Regions from separate parts of the Homo sapiens genome. Here region 1 is linked to region 2. The links are chromatin loops, found by intact Hi-C in ENCODE. Cell type or tissue: CD4-positive, alpha-beta T cell. All regions are shown on one strand.

Region 1 (2,500 bases), 510 kb before region 2:
ATACTGCATTGTGGTGACGGTTGCATAGCTCTGCAAATTTACTTTAAAAATAAGTGAATTGCACACTTACAATGGGTGAATTTTATGGTATGTAAATTATACCTCAAGAAAGCTGTTAAAAAAAATCCTATCTATTAGTCTATTTTTTATAAGTGCATGGGAATGATCAACATCAAATGCAGGATAGTGGTTTTATGGGGGAGGGGCAGCATCGGGGAGGGCGTCCGGGGGGTTTGCATCTGCGATGCTTTATTTCTTAAAAATAAAAACAAAAAAGTTTTGAAACAAATTGGCAAAATATAGAGATGTGAAGACTTGGAAGGTATATAGATATAGATAGCTATTTTATTCTATGTATCTATATATGTGCAGAATATTGTATTACTATATTGAAAATATACCCATTTGAAAGGGACCCAGTGCCCCGCTCAGGTTACCGAGGACACTTTGACCACTGTTATTCTTGCTGCCATAAATATTCCGACCATCCTGCTCCTCTTAACATTTAAAGATCTTGAGACAGAGCAGGCCAGCATCTCCAGGCTCCTGCTGCCGAGACACTAATGCTTCTGTACATCCCTCTCCAGTGCGGGAAATGGGGTGATCCAAATAAAACCCACAAATCCTACCTGGAGCTCTTCTTCCTCCCCCCAAGCTGAAGACAAGCTAGCTGGGGAGGGTCTCCCAGGATGTCACCCTCAAAAGCCCCTCTCCATTCATCCCCAAGCCCTCGGGCTCTAGTGCAGGAAAGATGCTGGCAGAGAAAGGCAGGAGCTCCCCAAATCTTCATCTCCCTGCTTCCAACAGAGGGCAGTGGCTCCAGGGAAAGGCTCTCCAAACAATATCATGGTTCATTGTCATCAGCCTCTCAGGATCTCACAGGCACCTGGAGCTTCTGGCCCTGCATTCTCCAGACCTGGCCTGTGGCTCTGCCCCTGGGCCCATGGATGATGTCTCTGCCTGCGGGTGACTGAGGCTGGGGCTGGAGAGGACGCCATTCTGATCATGGAGAAGGCACCATTTCAGAGGGAGCAGGTGGCCCAGCCCTGATGGGCAGCCCTGAACTCCGGGTGCAGTTCTCCAATGACATCTACAGCACCTGTGACCCTGTCCCTCACAGGCAAGTGAGTGATGAGCAGGTAGTGGCCGAGATGGCTGCAAATGGGGAGAGGGGTAGTGGGAAATTAGGGGGCGTAGTGAAGAGGACTCTCAAAAACTGACTTTATAGTCTATGGCGCAGTGGCTGGGGTGGGAATGTGTGTGGTGCTGCCCCCTAGAGGACATGCAGCAATCAATGCCTGGAGGCCTTTTGGGTGTCACAATTGGGAAGGGGGATAACTAGCTGGGTAGAAGCCAGGGAAGCTGCTAAACATCCTGCAATCCACAGGACAGCCCTGAAACAAAGAATGATCCAGCCCCAAATGTCAAAAGTGTTGAGTTTGAGAAACTCTGCCCTTGAGGGATGTAGCAGTATTTACACAGAAGCTAGAGCTCAGAGAGGCAAACCAACCAGTCCGAGGTCACACAGCAGAAAAGTTCAACTCCCCAGCTGATGCTGTCTCTCCAGGGTGGCTTCAGAAAAAGGGATACCAAATGGGAGTCAAAGTCCAGGCCTGCCAATAGCTGCCTTCATGCCCGCTCTTTCCAGATTGTGTGAGGGGTTGGGGTGGAGCTTGGGAACAGCAGCGGTCGCCCACCACAGGGATCTGTTTCCATTGGGTTTGGCCCCCCTGCCATCAAGGCAGTAAATGTTCTCTGTTCCTGTGGATGACTCAGGCTTCAGTTCAGCCCATTGCCCCTCCTCATCTGATGAACCCAGAAGCCTGGGCTAGAAGGGAGAGGGCCTCTTGAATCACATGAGTGACTAAAGCCACATGCAGAAAAACAAGTTCTTGATGAATCCCCCTACCATGTGACTTTGGCATGTTCCCAATCAGTGACAAGATACCTCAGGACAGGCAGGCAGGGAGCTATGCCTTTAGGGCATTTAGGAATGCCCTAAGGCAGCCTGTCATGCGGCTGCTACCTCTAGGAAATGGACACCACCATCCCCATTACACAGATGAAAAAACTGAGGCTGAGGTGACACAGCTACAACCTGGGAGGCCAAGATCTGAATCCCAATCTATGTTTTAACATAGAAACTTGTCTCAGGGGGCCCCCAAAAAGTGGCTGAAAGCTTCAAAAGACGGTTCTCAAAGCGCAAAACCTTCAAAAAACTGGCAAGGATGGAGCTGACACAGCAGAGAATGAAAAGCTTCCAGGTTTTCACTAATGATAAGAGAGATTTCCCAGTTTTTCAGAGGACTTTGCTCAGAGAAACTATAGGGGTACCGGATGTGGGAAGTGGTGTGGTCCTTTTGGGGTCCAGCGGGCCTGGATCTACATCCCTGCTTGGCTCTTGACTGTGACCTTAGGCGTGGGACCTCACTTTGCTGAGCCCTGGTTTCCTCATCTGTCAAATGGGCTTAAGGCCCTCTGCCTGATATGGGCGTGATAG
Region 2 (2,500 bases):
AGTTCAAGACCAGCCTGACCAACATGGAGAAACCCCGTCTCTACTAAAAATACAAAATTAGCCGGGCGTGGTGGCGCATACCTGTAATCCCAGATACTGGGGAGGCTGAGGCAGGAGAATCGCTTGAACTTGGGAGGCGGAGGTTGCGGTGAGCCGAGATGGTGCCACTGCACTGCAGCCCAGGGAACAAGAGCGAAACTCTATCTCAAAAAAAAAAAAAAAAAAAATCTAGTATTAGTAAACGCAGGTGTTTAACAATGTCACCACTACATGTCAGGGAACACTGATAAACTAAGAGAGAGCACGGGACCTGCCTGGGTGTGGCTGCTGTACTTGCAAGACATCTTCCCTCTCTGAGTTTCAGCATGCCGGCATTTGGCACTAAGTTGTCGTTCAACATATATGGAATGAATGAACGAAAGGGAGAGTTGGAGTTAATAACACCTTGCATAGAATAAACCCCGTCGGTTCTTAACCCGAAGAGAGTCGAGACCCAGAGCCCTTTTCCTTCCCTGCCGCCACGGTGCCCACGGAGGGGGCGTGGTTGATCTCCCTCACAGCTCCGTCGGGACCAGAGACCCGGGGACCTTTTACACCCAGGGTCCGCGCAAAGTGTCGGCCTAGCCAGTGGTTGGGTGGCGCCCGGGCCTCCAGGCAGTCTTCCAGGGGTCGGCGAACGAAACGCGGAGCTCGGGAGCGACCCGGCGGGGCCAGGCACGGGCAGAAGGGCCAAGAGGGCCACAGGTGGGCGCGGAGCGGCCGGAGTGGGCGGGGACTGGATGAGAGGGGCGGGGTCTAGGAGAGAGGGGCGGGGCGGCGGCCACAAACCCGCAGGCACGCCGCCGGCCGCCGTTTAGTCCCAGAGATAGAAAAAAGTAGAGGTAGGAGGGCGCGGCGGCTCACGCCTGTAATCCCAGCACTTTGGAAGGCCGAGGCGGGCGGATCACGAGGTCAGGAAATCGAGACCATCCTGGCTAACAGGGTGAAACCCCGTCTCTACTAAAAATACAAAAAATTAGCCGGGCGTGGTGGGGGGCGCCTGTAGTCCCAGCTACTCGGGAGGCTGAGGCAGGAGAATGGCGTGAACCCGGGAGGCGGAGCTTGCAGTGAGCCGAGCTCGCGCCACTGCACTCCAGTCTGGGCGACAGAGCGAGACTCCGTCTCAAAAAAAAAAAAAAGAACACCAGTAAGCCTCTACCGCAGGCCCTACACAAGCAGGCCCTTGTACTCACTGGCATCGCCCTCCCGGGGCCGCCAGGAATGAGGCACTGAGATCCCACCCCAAGCCGCTGGGGGCGCCATTCGACTTCGCTCCTACGGAAATGGGGCTTCGATGTCTTTCTGCGCTTGCGCGGCACGGAAACTCACTTCCGGCCCTGCGCACTCAGGGTCTGAGGCAGCTAGTAGCCGGGTGAGTGGAGGCTGGAGTTTTCTCGGACAGTGAACTCTACCGCCCCGTGAGACCCTGCCCTATGTGTCGCGGGAACACATGTCACCCCACAGCTCTCTTTGAGTGACCTCCCGACCACCCATTCCTGCCTAACCCTAGCATTCCTTCCTCAGCCTCAAGGTCCCAGTGCTACCCTCTCCCCCACGACCCCTTTAGACGGGCATGCGACCTCCACACACGCCTCACTTTATGTGATAGTCAGACTAGTCGCATCTCTCTGTCCTCCCTCAGTTGCCTTTTCAGAGGCTACCTCCCCTGTAGAGCCTTTGTTGGGGGATGAGGAGTGTCTTGGGTCGAGAACAGGCCCCTGTAACCCACTGAGCGCCCCTTCATTCCGTCTCTCTCCGCCCTTTGTAGAGGGTCACCATGAAGTTCAATCCCTTCGTTACCTCGGACCGCAGTAAAAACCGCAAACGTCACTTCAATGCCCCCTCACACGTGCGCAGGAAGATCATGTCATCCCCGCTCTCCAAGGAGCTGCGGCAGAAGTACAATGTCCGCTCCATGCCCATCCGCAAGGACGACGAGGTCCAGGTACGTCTCCCTCCGGCGCTAGTGGCGCTCGGACACCGTTGCCTAAGAACGTCATGCGTGGAGCAGTCACAGACTCACATGCCTCAGGACTCTGGAAAGTAGTGTGACCCTTCAGATGTGTTAGGCCAGAGATAGGGTTCAGAGCCACCAGAGAGTGCCTGCGTTGCTTTAGAGCATTTAATTATTTAATAGTAATAGTAAAATTTAATAAAACAGTATGTCAACCAAGCAAAAACCTGCTTTTTTGTTTGTTTTGTAGAGATAGGGTCTTGCTATGTTGCCCAGGCTGGTCTCTGAACTCCTGGCCTCAAGTGATCCTCCCACCTCAGCCTCCCAAAGCACTGGGATTACAAGTGTGAGCCACCGTGCCCCACCAAAAATACTTTTGATTTAACCTTCTGGCTGCTAGTTTGCCAAGTGTTGTTGCCCAGGGTGGCTTGTTGAACCAGACTGTAGGGGAAGGTGCTGCAGTGAGAGTAGTGTTTTAGTGTATTTGGGTGTAGTGGGATTGATGGA

Evidence for each region. A loop is a pair of places that touch in the nucleus more often than their neighbours do. Peaks named below come from ENCODE experiments on the same cell type or tissue, not always from the same donor. Only the 100,000 strongest peaks of a DNase experiment are listed, where the experiment ranks them.
Region 1: it touches region 2 in a loop (3-fold over the local background); 18 of 110 quality-filtered maps call a loop at or near these places.

Annotation. Positions count from the first base shown.
Region 1 is chr5:172,450,114-172,452,613 of GRCh38, forward strand. The region is part of intron 1 of SH3PXD2B (SH3 and PX domains 2B); the gene reads right to left. Among named protein-coding and RNA genes, the nearest start is that of SH3PXD2B, 3.2 kb to the right of the region's middle. In CD4-positive, alpha-beta T cell, CTCF peaks have their summits at 1,293 (motif pointing left) and 1,492; DNase peaks (open chromatin) are centred at 1,278 and 1,858.
Region 2 is chr5:172,958,058-172,960,557 of GRCh38, forward strand. RPL26L1 (ribosomal protein L26 like 1) reads left to right here and starts at 1,367. Exons shown (of 4, transcript NM_016093.4): 1 at 1,367-1,411; 2 at 1,808-1,984. The coding sequence starts at 1,817. RPL26L1-AS1 (RPL26L1 antisense RNA 1) reads right to left here and starts at 1,311. Exons shown (of 4, transcript NR_026682.1): 1 at 1,233-1,311; 2 at 82-200. In CD4-positive, alpha-beta T cell, a CTCF peak has its summit at 1,273; DNase peaks (open chromatin) are centred at 824 and 1,304; H3K4me3 peaks cover 2,048 bases; H3K27ac peaks cover 1,130 bases.